Regions from separate parts of the Homo sapiens genome. Here region 2 is linked to region 1. Evidence: chromatin loops called from intact Hi-C (ENCODE). Cell type or tissue: chondrocyte. All regions are shown on one strand. Links, peaks and the distances in the headings refer to the core of each region. The heading gives the core; the rest is flanking DNA. Region 1 overlaps MYH3 (myosin heavy chain 3). Region 2 overlaps ZNF18 (zinc finger protein 18).

Region 1 (8,209 bases), core at 210-8,209:
ATGCCAAGGTGACGAGTTTTGGATTTAATGCAAGTTAGAATATGCAAAACGGATATGGATGTTTTCATGGATCAAAACCAAAAACTGATCATTTTATATAGTTCAGCCTAATACAGCAAGAACGATGAGAAGCCACTGGCTGGTTTTTTTTTTTTTTTTTTGAGATGGAGTCTTGCTATGTTGCCCAGGCTGGAGTGCAGTGGTGTGATCTCGGCTCACCACAACCTCTGCCTCCCGGGTTCAAGCGATTCTCCTGCCTCAGCCTCCCGAGTAGCTGCGACTACAGGTATGCACCACCATGTCCGGCTATTTTTATATTTTTAATAGAGACAGGGGTCACTTTGTTGGCCAGGCTGGTCTCAAACTCCTGACCTCGTGATCTGCCTGCCACAGCCTCCCAAAGTGCTGGGATTACAGGCATGAGCCACTGCACCCGGCTGCCACTGGCTGATTCTGAGTGGAGACTTGCCCTCTCTGAGTCTCAGTCTCAAGAAGGAGGCTTTCGATATTGACCAAAGGATACAGCTGGAAAGGAGAAATCGGTGCTGGTGATCTGTCCCATAGAATGGTGACTCCGATAAGTAATAATGCATTGTATATTTCAAAATCCCTAAAATAGTATATTTTAAATGTTTTCTCCACAAAAAAATAAGTATGTGAGGTGACGGATTTGTTAATTAGCTTGATTTAATCATTCTGCCATATAAACATATATCAAATCATCATGTTGTACCCTACAAATATATACAAATATTGTTTGTCAATTAAAAATAAAATAAAATAAAAAGCAGATGGAGGCTCTTCAGATTCCCACCTAAAGGCTAAACAAAAAATGTAAAGGAAGAGGAATTGTGCAATTTAACTCTGGCTACTTGAGAGTTGGGTAGAATCGGGAAGCTCTTTTTCTATTGCCATCAACTCTATTTTATTTTTTCCTCTGGCAGATCGTGAAAACCAGTCCATTCTGATCACGTAAGTATCCATGGCATAGAGTGGTTTCATAGCTGTGCCACTGGCTCTATTCTGTTCATTAGAAAGTGTTTGGAGCAGAGTCTATAATAAAAAGATCAGGCTGGGCGCGGTGGCTGACACCTGTAATCCCAGCACTTTGGTAGGCTGAGATGGGCGGATCACGAGGTCCAGGAGATCGAGACCATCCTGGCTAACACGGTGAAACCCTGCCTCTACTAAAAAAAATACAAAAAAATTAGCTGGGTGTGGTGGCGGGCACCTGTAGTCACAGCTACTCAGGAGGCTGAGGCAGGAGAATGGCGTGAACCCAGGAGCCGGAGCTTGCAGTGAGCCGAGATCGCGCCACTGCACTCCAGCCTGGGCAGCAGAGTGAGATTCTGTCTCAAAAAATAAAAAATAAAAGAGAAAAATAAATAAATAAAAAATAAAAAGATCGATTTGGGGATGGGGAGGAAGGTCTGCATAAGGCCTCAGAAAAATGGAATTACCCATCCTTGGGTCAGCTGAGCAAGTGCCTGTGGCACCTGTGCCCTGGGCGTCTGCCTTCTCAAGTGGTCTGTCACATTAGTGTGGTGAGTGTGTGTCAGAGATGGCTCAGACCATGCCCAGGCCTCAGTATGACATCCTGAAAAGCCTGTTTATACTAACAGACTTGTTTCTTTCTCTCTCTTTTGATCACTCTGTACAGCGGAGAATCCGGGGCAGGAAAGACTGTGAACACCAAACGGGTCATCCAGTACTTTGCAACAATTGCAGCTACTGGGGACCTGGCCAAGAAGAAGGACTCCAAAATGAAGGTATAGATGGGAGAGGAAGGCTTGCTTTGCTTCCACTTTTAACTGTGGTCTTAACCTCAGAATGAGGGGGCCAAATGTCCTCACATTCCCCCCTCTTCAGAGAATGGAGAACAGGCTAGGATTTACTATCTTGAAGGACAGCCAGTCACCTTAGACAACGCAGTGTCAAGTTGGTCTTGTAGGACTAGATCCCGGGATTTCTTAGAAGACAAGGCTCTAGGGCTAAACTTCAGAGGTCAATCTGCAGACGGCTCAGAGAGCTTGTTCTTTTGTGGAAGAATCACATATACCAATGTGAGTGACTCACAGCATATCCTGGGCTTTTGAAACAAATGTATTACAGCAGCATGAAATGAATACGGACAACTGACTGGAGAATCAAGGGATTGAAGTGTTAAAGGAATGCTCAGTCAAGAGATCCCCAACTGTAGTGCCAAATATAACAAAATGGCAAAAGTGTTTTGAGTAAGACATGCTGCTGATTTGGTTGGTCCTAGGATTGGAAAGTCAAGGAGGGTGGGGCTTTATCAGGGCAAGCCAGAGTCACAGAGTGGGTGAGCATTTTTTACTGTCATTCTGTGGCTTAAAAACATGTTTCCTCAGGCTGGGCTCGGTGGCTCACGCCTGTAATCCCAGCACTTTGGGAGGCCGAGGCGGGTGGATCACCTGAGGTTAGGAGTTCGAGACCAACCTGACCAATATGGAGAAACCCCATCTCTACTAAAAATACAAAATTAGCCGGGCATGGTAGTGCATGCCTGTAGTCCCAGGTACTCGGGAGGCTGAGGCAGGAGAATCACATGAACCCGGGAGGTGGAGGTTGCAGTAAGCCAAGATCGTGCCATTGCACTGCAGCCTGGGCAACAAGAGTGTAACTCCATCTCAAAAAAAAATGTTTCCTCTTCTTCCCTCAATTTCTTGCATTAGGGGACTCTGGAAGATCAAATCATCAGTGCCAATCCCCTGCTGGAGGCCTTTGGGAACGCCAAGACTGTGAGGAATGACAACTCCTCCCGTTTTGTGAGTCTGAGTTTGGTTAAGATGGAATTTGCTTTGTGCCTCACAAAATAGGCAAGAGCCCTGTCCTCAAAGAGTGTAGAGACCAGAGGCAACAGATGATGAAAAACAAAACAACCCAACAAGACCATTTCAGATAAAGATAAATTCAGACCAAGTTCAATGAACAGCGTGTGTAAGAGAGGAACTGGGGGCCAGGCTTGCTTTAGGCAGGGTGGGCAGGGAAGACCTCTCTGTGGGGCTGGCACGGGAGCTGAGAGCCGCAGTATGAGAAAGAGCCCAACTTGAAATGACAGGAAGGAGGGGGAACGAAGGAAGGGCCAGGGCAGTCCCTGACATGGGGGAGGGCCTGGTGCAGTCAGGGCACCTACAGAGGGTCTGTGTGGTTGTAGGGAGGAGGGCAGGGGGGCCAGTTCCATGAGATGAGGTGGAAGAGAGAGAGACCTGGTCATGTGGGAGCCACAGGCCATGAGAAGGAGTTTGGATTCCTTTTGAAGTGTAACAGGAAGCTACTGAGGGATTCTATAAGCCAGGGAGTGATATGGTTTGATTTACACCTTGAAACAATCACTGTAGTTGCTTTGTTGACTAGATACGTTGAAGTGGGGGATGAGCATAGAATAAAAGGGATAAATAAAAGGAAATAAGGAAAACCCCAAACTGGAAGAAGAAGAAGGGAGAAGAGGAAGGACATATCTAATTTCAAACTGTAGGGGGTGCTGGGCACGGTGGCTCACGCCTGTAATCCCAGCACTTTGGGAGGCCGAGGCGGGCGGATCACGAGGTCAAGAGATCGAGACCATCCTGGCCAACATGGTGAAACCCCGTCTCTATTAAAAATACAGAAATTAGCCAGGTGTGGTGGCACGTGATTGTAGTCCCAGCTACTCAGGAGGCTGAGGCAGGAGAATCACTTGAACCCGGGAGGCAGAGGTTGCAGTGAGCCGAGATCACGCCACTGCACTCCAGCCTGGTGACAGAGCGAGACTCCGTCTCAAAAACATAACAAAACAAAACAAAACAAAACAAAAATTTTAGGGGGACTAGGCTCCTACTCAAATTACCCATAAGATGAATAGGAACTATTGGGCCATGGTAGAATCTGGTCTCCCCCTGAATCCCGCCCCATACAGGGCAAGTTCATCCGAATCCATTTTGGAACCACTGGGAAGCTGGCCTCTGCAGATATTGAAACTTGTAAGTAGATCCATGGGGATTCGATGGCGTCTCAGAGTTAACTGGGAACAGTTTGAAAGAGAGTCCTGTGTTTGTGTTCCAGATCTTCTGGAAAAATCAAGAGTCACTTTCCAGCTGAAGGCTGAAAGAAGCTACCACATCTTCTACCAGATTCTTTCTAACAAGAAGCCTGAGCTCATAGGTGAGGAAGTCACCAGTGGGGCTGGTCTTTTAGGTAGTTTGACTCTGATCACTAGACCAAGGAGAGTTGTATCTACGTAGAGTGACTCTACAGTCAACAGGGAAAGTTTATTTTATTTTATTTATTTATTTTGAGATAGGGTCTCACTCTGATGCCCAGGCTGGGGTGCAGTGGCACAAGCACAGCTCACTTGTAGTCTTGACCTTTCTGGGTTCAAGTAATCCTCCAGCCCCAGCCTCCCGAGTGGCTGCGACTACAGGTGCATGCCCCCACACCAGGCTACCTTTTGTGTTTTTTGTAGAGATGAGGTTTCACCATGTTGCCCAGGTTGGTCTTGAACTCCTGGGCTCAAGCAATTTGCCCGACTCGGCCTCCCACAGTGCTGGGATTATAGGTGTGAGCCACTGCACTTTGCCAGGAAAAGCTTATTTTAGAAATGGGATGTGGCTATCTGGGCAGTGACATGCCAATTTGAAAACCTAATCAAATGGAGGGCAACAAGATTAGACCACTCCTGACCAGCTCTGGTTTATAAAAACCTTCTGAGCAACTGAACACCTAACTGTCCTTTGGCGCCCCCTTGTGTTCTGGCACAGAAACAACCTATGGCCAAATGCGACGCCAAAGCAAACAGAATAATCAAGCCCACGGAGGCACTGCACACTGCCCCTTGTCTGCCCCTCACAGAGGTCTCCATGCACACTGCTTCTTTGCTCTTTGGCTGTATTTGCTCAGCCTTCTGGTCTCCAGCTTGGAAACAGGCTGCTGCTTTTCAACAGATTTTAGAAAAGGCTATGATTATACCAAACCACCTGGGTTGGCTCTCGTCCTGACCCGCACTCAGCCAGTTTTCCCTATTAACTTCTCCCAGCCGACACTGATATGCACCATTAGCGTGCAAGGCAAGGGAATTTAAAGGTTCTCTCTAGGGTCCTTCATCTCCATTGTGTGGGAGACTGAAAAGTCTTCCCTGGACTATATTTTCCATGACAGCCTGAGTATTGTGGAACTGTCTAAAAGATTTTTAATTCTAAGTTCAATTTAGGATCCAGCGGTAAAAGTTCCAGCCCAGGGTGCAGGAGCTCAAGTCCACTGGGTGGGTTTTTTCTTTGCATCTGCATAACCTCCTGGAACTATTTGTCATTTCAGAGCTGCTGCTTATTACGACCAACCCTTACGACTACCCGTTCATTAGCCAGGGGGAGATCCTGGTGGCCAGCATAGATGATGCAGAGGAGCTGCTGGCTACAGACGTAAGTGGAACCAACAGAAGGGGTGGGTGTTCCTCCTCCATCACTGGGGCCAACTGACTGACGTGCTGCCCTTTCCATGCCAGAGCGCCATTGACATCCTGGGCTTCACCCCAGAAGAGAAATCTGGGCTCTACAAGCTGACGGGAGCCGTGATGCACTACGGGAACATGAAGTTCAAGCAGAAGCAGCGAGAGGAGCAGGCCGAGCCGGATGGCACAGAAGGTACAAAATCAGTGTGACAGCAAACCAGAGCGGGTGGCTGATCTGCTGAGGTCACTTGGTACTGCTTTTGAAAGCAATTAATCCAGCCAGGCACAGTGGCTCACACCTGTAATCCCAGCACTTTGGGAGGCTGAGGGGGCCAGATCACCTGAGGTCAGGAGTTCGAGACCAGCATGGCCAACATGGTGAAACCCCATCTCTACTAAAAAAAATTAGCTGGGCATGGTGGAGCATGCCTATAATCCCAGCTACTCAGGAGGCTGAGGCACGAGAGTCAGACAGAGTTTTGCTCTGTCATCCAGGCTAGAGTGCAGTGGCATGATCTCAGCTCACTGCAACCTCTGCTGCCTGGGTTCAAGTGATTCTCCTGCCTCAGCCTCCCGAGTAGCTGGGATTACAGGCACACACCACCGCGCCTGGCTAACTTTTTTGTATTTTTAGTAGAAACGGGGTTTCACCATGTTGGCCAGGCTCAAACTCCTGACCTCAAATGATTCGCCTGCCTTGGCATCCCAAAGTGCTGTGATTACGGGTGTGAGCCACTGTGCCCTGCCGGCATGAGAGTTTCTTGAACCCAGGAGGCAGAGGTTGCAGTGCACTGAGATCGTGCCACTGCACTCCAGCCTGGGCAACACAGTAAGACTGTCTCAAAAAAAAAAAAATGGATGGAAGCGATTAATCCTTCCATCTGGAGAAGTGAATGACCCTTTCTGGGCCTCCGATGCCCATAGCTATTGTTACCACTCGCTTTTCCTGAATCACTCGAATAGTCTTGTTTCAGATGCAGTGAGGGATGACCAGGGCTTTCTGAGACCCAGCCCTGGCTTTTCATAAAGTCCATTATATTCTCTGAGTGACTTAGCTTCCATTGGCCATGTATATGCAGTTTAGCCACAGGGAATGCACAATGTACCAAGATGAACTTAACCAACCTTTGAAACTTCTGGATGATTTTCAAAGCAGCTCTTCTACTTTTCTAAGCACTGTCCTTGTTTTCTTGCCAGTGGCTGACAAAACAGCCTATCTGATGGGCCTGAACTCTTCGGACCTCCTAAAAGCTTTGTGCTTTCCTAGAGTGAAAGTTGGGAATGAGTACGTTACCAAAGGTCAAACTGTGGATCAGGTAACAGCTTCAAGGCCGGGAAAGGGTGCAGGACCCTGCTGGCCACTTCCTTCATATCCAGTAGCTGATCTTTCCCCTGATAGGTTCACCATGCTGTGAATGCTCTTTCAAAATCAGTTTATGAAAAGTTGTTCTTGTGGATGGTCACTCGCATTAACCAGCAACTGGATACGAAGCTTCCAAGACAACACTTCATTGGTGTTTTGGACATTGCAGGCTTTGAAATCTTTGAGGTTTGTGTTACTTATATTCATATTTTCATATGGCTTCATATGAGGGAAATTGGTTTCATGATCCTAAAGGGAAGATAGCAAGATGGCGGCTGTCTTAGTTTCCTGTAAGAAACTAGATGGAGAGTGGATGGAATAGAGGAGCGGTACTTATTGGAAGGGTTTGTATTAGGGTTTTTTGTTTGTTTTTTTTTTTTGAGACTGAGTTTCACCCTGTCACTCAGGCCAGAATGCAGTGGCGCCATCTCGGCTCACTGCAACCTCTTCCTGAGTTCAAGTGAACCTCCTGCCTCAGCCTCCTGAATAGCTGGGATTACAGGCGTGTGCCACCATGCCTGGCTAATTTTTGTATTTTTAGTAGAGATGGGGTTTCACCATGTTGGCTAGGCTGGTCTCGAACTCCTGACCTCAAGTGATCCATCCGCCTCGGCCTCCGAAAGTGTTGGGATTACAGGCATGAGCCACCGCACCTGGCTGGGTTTGTATTATTTTAAAAGAGGAGAAGATGTCTATCAAGTGGAATTTTAAAGGACATTTTCAAATGGATAAAAGAAAAAAAATTAAATGCAATCACTGATTTAGGGACTGCCATCAAATAGATACAGAGAATTTGATAAGTTAATCACGCACTATTTTCTATAAATATCCCACTGGTTCTGTGTTAGACCGTGCATAGCCGCGGCTGGGCATGGTGCCTCATGCCTGTAATCCCAGCACTTTGGGAGGCTGAGGCAGGCAGATCGCAAGGTCAAGAGATCAAGACCATCCTGGCCAACATGGTGAAACCCCGTCTCTACTAAAAATACAAAAATTAGATGGGTGTGGTGGCGTGCGCCTGTAGTTCCAGCCACTCTGGAGGCTGAGGCAGGAGAATCATTTGAACCTGGGAGGCGGAGGTTGCAGTGAGCCGAGATGGTGCCATTGCACTCCAGCCTGGTGACAGAGCAAGACTCCGTCTCAAAAAAAAAAGAAAAAAAAAAGTGCATAGCCACTCATCAAAGTGTATATTTAGGTTTCCCAGGTACAAGACATACAGGTGAAAAAAACAGATGAGCTTGTAGTCTAGTAGAGAAGAAATAGAAGTCTATATGGCACATTGAAGAGTAACTACAAAATAAAGTACACAAGAGATGCCCAGACCTTGGGAACTCAGGAAAGGGAGAAACACCTTCTAATTGGAAGTTTACAGAAGACGCCAAGGAGGAGATGCGGTCTGA
Region 2 (8,433 bases), core at 200-8,199, 1.3 Mb before region 1:
CTCACGTAATTCTAACACTCTCTGACTCTCAACACTCTTTAGCTATTGAGGATTGAGGGTAAAGTCTCCCAGCGCATTCCACCTTTAGACTAGAATGTTTGAGAAGTTATTTAAAAGATGCCTGAGTTTTCATTGGTGGCGCATATCCAGTAGAAGCACGTTAGTGGCATGTCTTGAAGGTCTCCCACGCCTGATTCGGGCCTCAGCTTTTGGTGTCTTTTGGGACGTTTCTTTCCCTGGTTCCTGCTGGACTAGAAATAAAAGCTGGTTTTCTCTTTCTCCACATCCTTAGAAATTGTCTTATGATCTGTTGTAGAGAGTAAGCTTTGTGTCTTTTAGAGATCCTTACTCTGGATTCTTCAGTAATTACTAATTAATATATGGTCTCTAGATCAGTATCCAGGTTCTAGGACAGGACATCTTATCAGAGAAGATGGAATCTCCAAGCTGCCAAGTGGGGGAAGTGGAGCCCCATCTTGAAGTGGTGCCTCAGGAGTTGGGACTTGAGAATTCATCCTCAGGGCCTGGGGAGCTTCTGAGCCACATCGTGAAAGAGGAATCTGACACAGAAGCAGAACTAGGTGAGGATGGTGCTGTGTGGTGTTCTCTTGGAGAGATTTTGGGATTGTGATTAGTAGGCCTAAGTGAGTTGAAATGGTATGCTGCTCAGATTGGCGTATCCCTGAGAGGTTTGCAAACAGGTTAGACCTAAATAAACCGCTCTTGTTTGGAGAGTCAAAGTCTGTGTTTTAAACTGCTTTATGACTGGGCCAGACCATTTGGATTTTGGCTCTGAGGAAGGAGGTGGGAGAACATATGGGTGAGACTGGAATGTTGGAGGGGGTTGGAGTGTGTCAGGGAGATAAACACAAGTCTTGAAATATAGATGGCAGTACAGGTATTGTTCAGGTATTGTTCTGATTTGTGAAGATTGTTATCTGCGCCCTCTGGGGAGTGGTTAAGGAAGACATCCAGATTCTGAAAACTTCCTCTCCTCACTTCAGCCCTGGCTGCCTCCCAGCCTGCCCGACTGGAGGAAAGGCTGATCAGAGACCAGGACCTCGGAGCCTCACTGCTCCCAGCAGCACCTCAGGTGAGCTGACGTACAAAAGCGATGAAAAGGAAACTTTTTACCTTTTATAATCTCATCCTCCTGCTTCTCTTCACCCCATTCTCCATCCTGAGGAAACCTCTGATCTGCTGTCTGTCACCATATGTTAGTTTACTTTTTCTAGAGTTTTGTAAAAATAGAATCATGCCAAATGTACTCTTATCTTTGTTCTTATGCATATAATGTGTATATATATACATATATATATATTTGCTTATTTCAGTGTATTCTCATTTTTTAAAACAATTTGATTTTGATGTGCCTTGGAGTCATTTTCACATTTCATGTAATTGGGATTTATTGAGTTTCCTAGCTCTGTGGGTGTATGGTTTTCACTAAACTTGGAAAATTTTTGGCCATTATTTCTAAAGCATTTTTTTTTCTGTCTCGCTTATTTCTCCTCTCCTTTAAGGACTTGGGAAATAATACCTGTGGAATGTGTATAATGATAATGTATATACATGTATCAGAGCTCTTCAAGTTGTCCCACAGCTTACTGATTGTTTTTCTGTTTTTGAAGTCTTGGTGTTTTATTTTGGACAATTTCTGTATGTCTTAAAGTTCATTAATCTTTTCTTTTATAGTATCTGATCTGCTGTTAATCTCATCCAGTATATTTTTCATTCTGTTATTGAAGTCTTGGTCTTTTATTTTGGACAATTTCTGTTTGTCTTCAAGTTCATTAATCTTTTCTTTTATAGTATCTGATCTGCTGTTAATCTCATCCAGTATATTTTTCATTCTGTTTTTGAAGTCTTGGTGTTTCATTTAGGACAGTTTCTATTTTGATGTCTTTAAGTTCATTAGTCTTTTCATCTCACAGCATCTAATCTGCTGTTAATCTCTTCCAGTATATTTTTCATTTTAGATGAATTTTTCACCTCTAGAAGTTTGATTTGGGGCTTTATTGTATCTTTCATGTCTATACTTAATGTGTTCAATTTTTTCTCTAGCTTCTTGAACATATGGAATATAGTTGTATTTGTATTAATATCCTTATCTACTGATTACTACCTGCATTGGTTCTGGGTCAGTTTTGATCAATGATTATTCTCATTATGAGATGTATTTTCCCACTTCTTTGTATGCCTGGTAATCTTTGTCTTTTTCGTTTGTTTTGAGACAGGGTTTCACTTTGTCTCCCAGGCTAGAGTGCAGTTGTGCAGTCATAGCTCACTGCAGCCTTGACCTCCCGGGCTCAAACCATACTCCTGCCTCAGCCTCCTGAGTAGCTAGAACTACAGGCATGTGCCACAATGCTTGGCTAATTTTTTTTTTTTTTTTTGAGACAGGGTCTTGCTGTGTTGCCTAGGCTGGAGTGCAGTGGCGCGATCTCAGCTCACTACAACCTCCGACTTCTTGGTTCAAGCAATTCTCCTGCCTCAGTCTCCTGAGTAGCTGGGATTACAGGCGTGTGCCACCATGCCTGACTAATTTTTGTATTTTTAGTAGAGATGGGGTTTCACCATGTTGACCAGGCTGGTCTCGAACTCCTGACCTCAAGTGATCCACCCAGCTGGGTCTCCCAGAGTGCTGGGATTACAGGCGGGAGCCACCATGCCCGGCCTGCTTGGCTAATTTTTAAATTTTTGTGTGTCTTACTATGTTGCCCGTGCCTGGTAATCTTTGATTGGGTATCACATTGGTGGGGTGCTATATATTTTTGTATTACTATAAATGTTCTTGAACTTTGCTATGGGGTGCAGTTATTTGGACACAGTTTATTACATGGCACCAGAGAAACATTTAGTCGAGGATTATTCTTTCCATGCTAAGGCACTTCCCTTCTGAGTATTCTGAGTAATCTGATGCCCCTTCATATACCAGGTTTTCCACTTTGCCTGGTGGAAATACGAACTGTTTCCAGCACTGTGTGAACTCAGGGGATTGTTCCCTCTGATTCTTTTGGGTGGTTATTTTCCAGACTTTGCGGGGACGCTCTGTAGATCTCTGGAGCTTTCTCTTTGTGCAGTTTCCTTCTCTCCAGTTTTTCTACCCTGTCGATTCTAAGGATCTTGGCATTTCCAGACTCTGAGCTCCTTCTGCTCAACTCAGGGAGGCTGCCTGGCTCAGCCTGGGTTTCCCTTCCTGTGCTGCTGCCTGGATCCTCTGTCTAGGCAGTAAGTTTGGATAACTAGAGCTCACTGAATTTGCTTTCCCACTTTCAGGGATCTTGTTCTGCTCTGCTTGTGTAATGTGAAATGTCTGAAAACTATTGTTTCATACATTTTGTCCCATTTTTAGTTGTTTCAGGCAGAAGGTAAATTCAACAATTCCTAATACTTCATTTTTGCTTGTACATAAAAGTCTCTGGGACAGATTTATGTTGATATTTAGTTAACAATTTTGAAAAGTTGTATTTTGTAAAAAATTTTTTTTTCACGAACCTATACATCTTAATTAAAACATCATTTAAAACGTTGAAGGAACTCCTCTTGGGACTTGCCTTGCAATCTGCTGTAGCGTGAATATGAAAATAGAGAAGGCAGTAGGTAATGCTGTGTTTCAGACCAGGGTCTGAGCTTCAGCTCTCCAGGCTCAGATATATAAAAACTAGAATACCAATTTCATAGTTTACTCTGGGGGAAGGTGGATGGGGAGGTGGCAGGGGAGAGAAATATCTTTTTAGTGAATCAAAGGTACCCTTCTGCCTGCTTTCAAGGTGCCCAGAAACCAAATTGTTAAGCAAGATGTTGCTTGGTGAAAAAGATTTGGGTGTTCTGTGGAATATGTCAACCAGGCTTGGAGGATTATTGTTGTTTCTGTAGTAGGTACAGAGTATCCTCACCTGTTCTGGATAACTTAAAGTCAAAAGATTTAAAATGCTCATCAGCACCAATTTGTTTTTTACAACCGTATTTACATATATATGTGTGTCTGTATTTCCCTACCTTCAGATGATAACTAGTTAGCAACCATTTAAGTCAAATGAACAAAAGTTGTCCCTACCCAATCTGAATATCCCCTCCAAACTAACAGCAATTATTTGCATCAGAAAGACTTTGATATTTAATGGAATCCTTTGGAAGTAAAAGGAATTTTTAAATTAATCACTCCCTCTAATCTCTTAAATAAGTGAGGAACTTCATAAATAATGCCAGAATAATGATACGGTATTACTATCAGTACACAGTAGTTATTTCATTAGTGGAAACCATGACTCGGTTGGAACCTCACATAGACTCCAGCAGTGCATTTACTCACCTTCCCCTGTTTTCAGACTTAAAGGAAAGGAACAGCGTGTAACTAAGTGTAAGTCAGTTGTAATATCTTATAAACCCACAAGATGGTGCCAGTTCCACACAAAAATAGAATTTTCCCATCAAATCCCATGTGTCTGTCTTTCAGGATAGAAAGTTAGGTTTTTCCGTCTCTTCTAAATATGAGAAAGAGGCAAGCTGGCTGCCATTGGCGTCTTGCCTCTTCAGTAGGAGGTTTTATTCGAAGTACCCAGCTTCTTGGCAGTTTCTTGAGTAAATTTGTGTTTTTAAGCTGGAGGTACCCTGTTAGTGCTCCTGAAGCAACTTTTCTGGTTTTTGAGTGAGCTGATTTTGACCCTTGGGGGTTTTGGTGGCTGTATCCTTTTCTGCCTTGTACTCTTCTTGGTAGTTACTGTTCTGGTGTTCATGGAATAGATCCTGTGTCAGCAAGCCAGGCAGCCAGGCAGATATTACTGTGCTTGGCAAGTGCATCCTTTTCTCTGCTAGCACTGAAGCCAAGGTCCATGTGTTCTGACCACAAAGACTGAGAACTCCTGTGTTCAGCAATGTTTGCTCAAGTGATTATTTTCAGGAGGTTGTTAAAATAGCTGCATTCACAGAAGATTAACAGAATAAGCTGCTAGCTGTTTATACTTTAAAAATTAAAAAATTTAAATTAAAGTTCACATTAAAAATGTGGTTATAGTTAATAGTTGACTGTGTAATTCAGTATATTGAGGTCGCTTTTCAGCTTCCTATCCTTCCCACCCAAAAAAGTCCAAACCCTCTTTCGTTTGTGTGTTTGGCTTAGCACCTGCTAATTGAACAGTTTTTGGTATCTCTTTTCTCCTTGAGCCATTTCCACTTCCCTTTGATGTGCTAGGGGGCAGACTTGACTTAGGACTGAGAGTGTATTAGTCCGTTTTCACACCGCTGATAAAGACATACCTGAGAATGGGCAGTTTACAAAAGAAAGAGGTTTAATTGGACTTACAATTCCATATGGCTGGGGAGGCCCCCAATCATGGTGGAAGGCAAGGAGGAGCAAGTCACATCTTTCAAGGATGGCGGCAGGCAAAGAGAGAGCTTGTGCAGGCAAACTCCCATTTTTAAAGCCATCGGATGTTATCTTATTCACTATGATGAGAACAGCACAGGAAAGAACTGCCCACTTGGTTCAGTTATCTCCCACCAGGTCCCTCTCACAATACATGGGAATTATGGGAGCTACAAGATGAGATTTGGGTGGGGACACAGAGCCAAATCATATCAGAGAGTGCCTTCCCCAAACAGTATATTGTGTACAGTAGGAGGATGACTTTGTAGTTCCTTTCCTCATTTCTATTCCCTGAAGCCTGGCTATTCATGTCTATCCACTTTGCGGTTTCTGAAAGTGTGCAGAATCCCTTAATTCTCTCTGCAAACCCTTGGGGTGAGACTGGGAGACTGCATGTGATGGTAATAATATATATTATCTACTGAGGACCTGTTTGCTAAGGGCTTTATTTCACCCTGGTAACATATATCAAGTGCCTCTTCTGTCCTGGACAGGGTCTTGGGAACTGGGAAGGTATTATACAATGGAGAGGATGACAGAGTCCTTTTCTCATGGAGCTTACATTGCTAGTAGAGGCAACAGTTAATCAAATACTTACATGTGTGCACATACATTTGTACATACACATAAATAGTTAATAAATGGATAAATACTATAAATAAAAAAAGTACAGTGTGCTATGAAAACAGGTGACACTTGCATTATTTATCTCAAACCTCACAACACTTTTTTGAGTTCAGTGCCATCATTAGGTGAGGCCTGAAACTCTGGAAGGTTAAATAACTTGCTCAAGGTTGCACAGCTAGAAAGTGGCAACGTTGGGACTTAAAACTCAGTACGTCTGACTCCAAAAAATGGGCTGCTAATCCCTTTGCTATACAATCTGAGTTTCTAATAGTCAGCTTCTTGGTAGAAGACTGAAATTTGAATTCATGAAAGCAGACCCTAGCTGTATGGTATTCCCAGTTTTGAGTCTCCAGTCTGTCGTTTCATAGGAAAAGCAGGGCTTCTTTTGGAGATTGGGACACCTTGCTCCAGAGAACCTACCAGTTTTCCACTATCTGGAAAGAAAACTAATTTAATGTTAGACTCTAAATGCAGAACTTTAAGATATTTCAAGTATGGCTATAACATCTCTCTCTTCTCTGAATATACCAATCTTTGTTTCAGGGTGAAGCTTACAATGCAGTTGACTCTTAACTACATCTTACTGATTCGCACTTGCTTTTCCAACAGATTCCTTTTTAACTTCTTTCTTTGCTTTTTGAATTTCCTGATTTTAATTAAATAGTGGGACTATCAGACTCTTCCTCCTCAAAGACGTCTAGTACAAGCACTTGAGTTAAAAAACAAAAACAAAAACAAAAAACAAATAGTACCGGCCAGGCAAGGTGGCTCACACCTGTAATCCCAGCACTTTAGGAGGCCAAGGCGGGCAGATCACAAGGTCAGGAGATCGAGACCATCCTGATGGTGAAACCCCATCTCTACTAAAAATACAAAAATTAGCCAGGCACGGTGGCATGTGCCTATAGTCCAAGCTTCCTCGGGAAGCTGAGGCAGGAGAATCGCTTGAACCTGGGAGGTGGAGGTTGCAGTGAGCAGAGATTGCTCCACTGCACTCCAGCCTGGGCGACAGAGTGAGATTCCATCTAAAAAAAAAAAAAAACCCAAATAAAAACAAATAGTATGGAAAAGGCTCCTGCCCTCTATACGTTCTCCACTTTTAAATAATTCACCTGAAGAGGTGCAGAATGTAAAGCCTAGATGTTTTCTTACCAAGGAAAGAAACACTGATATAGGGACTGTTGTTTTCCCTTTGGCCTCTTTGTCCCTTGAACCACTCTGCTGGGATTTCTCAGGTCTTGCGATGGCCAGGATCCTATGGCACGTTTCTGTCTTCTCAGCTTTCCTTTAGGCAGGGAAGGCAGGTTCAAACACCTTCATTGGAGTCATGGTATTGTATTGCTTTTTTTTTTTTTTTTCCAGGAACAGTGGAGACAACTGGATTCCACTCAAAAGGAGCAATACTGGGATCTCATGCTGGAGACCTATGGGAAAATGGTCTCAGGAGGTGAGGGTGTGGGTTAGTCTGATGGAAGGAGGTAGAAGGACTGGAAAACTGTGAGGCATTTTCCATGCACTTATAGAGACATCTGCTGAACTGAAAATCGCCAGGTGAAAGAAATCGTTAGGGACACAGTTGGGAACTGGGGCAAGTTGGAGCTAGCAGAATTAACAGTAAGAACTTCCTTGTATTGAAAGTATTCCGTGTGCCAGGAACTGTTTGTGGGTACATTGCACGGAGTAACTTCTTTAATCTATGAAATTGATGATGGTATTCTCATTTTAAGCCTGATGAAAGTGAGTGTCAGATCAAATACTTACCCACTGCCACATAGCTCATAAGTGGGCTGAGTTATGATGGAACTCAGCTGTGGCTGGTTCTGAGTCCATGCTCTTTTCTACTAAACCACACTTGTCAACCAACCATTGGTGGGATCCCCATCATGATTCTCACACCAGCCTGCCAGGTAGTCTACAGACCTTTCTGTCCACCTGCCTAGACTCTTCTTTTCATGGCCTTTACCATCTGTCAAGGTCATCCTGTGAGTACTGGTGTCTTACAAGCTCCACACACTGTTCTAAGGTGAGTTTCTGCAAGTGTCCAGAGCCTTCATATTTTCCCTCATGCGTAGGGTGCTCCTTTGAAAGACACAGCTTGAGCTCCCAGTCTTCCCTATTCATCCAGGCCCACCATACATCTTTCTCTCTATAGCAGGCATTTCCCATCCCAAATCTGACCTGACTAATTCAATAGAATTTGGGGAAGAGCTGGCAGGAATATACCTTCATGTCAATGAGAAGATCCCAAGACCCACCTGCATAGGTGAGTAATCTTTCATTGGTCTGGAATCATTTCTGACTGCCTGTCATTAAATTGGAGGTGATTGGGGAGGTGGTGAAGGAGGTCAGGGGAGGCAGAATATTCTATTACGTTGGTTATAACTAGCCATGATCTGATTGGTTTGATTTAACTATTGAGATTGAGTCTACTTATCTCT

What was found. A loop is a pair of places that touch in the nucleus more often than their neighbours do. Peaks named below come from ENCODE experiments on the same cell type or tissue, not always from the same donor. Only the 100,000 strongest peaks of a DNase experiment are listed, where the experiment ranks them.
Region 2: a loop joins it to region 1, with 5 times the contacts of the local background. A loop is called at or near these places in 6 of 110 quality-filtered maps.

The regions. Positions count from the first base shown.
Region 1 is chr17:10,643,137-10,651,345 of GRCh38, reverse strand. It overlaps MYH3 (myosin heavy chain 3), which reads left to right. Exons shown (of 41, transcript NM_002470.4): 6 at 945-972; 7 at 1,661-1,769; 8 at 2,697-2,789; 9 at 3,920-3,983; 10 at 4,066-4,164; 11 at 5,314-5,417; 12 at 5,501-5,639; 13 at 6,644-6,762; 14 at 6,846-6,995. Among named protein-coding and RNA genes, the nearest start is that of MYH3, 10 kb to the left of the region's middle. In chondrocyte, for the core only: a CTCF peak has its summit at 4,747 (motif pointing left); no DNase peak of the experiment used is centred there.
Region 2 is chr17:11,983,122-11,991,554 of GRCh38, reverse strand. ZNF18 (zinc finger protein 18) reads left to right here. Exons shown (of 7, transcript NM_001303281.2): 3 at 392-581; 4 at 1,005-1,093; 5 at 7,358-7,442; 6 at 8,148-8,258. Among named protein-coding and RNA genes, the nearest start is that of ZNF18, 10 kb to the left of the region's middle. RefSeq lists an enhancer at 1-264. In chondrocyte, for the core only: CTCF peaks have their summits at 4,195 and 4,419 (motif pointing right); no DNase peak of the experiment used is centred there.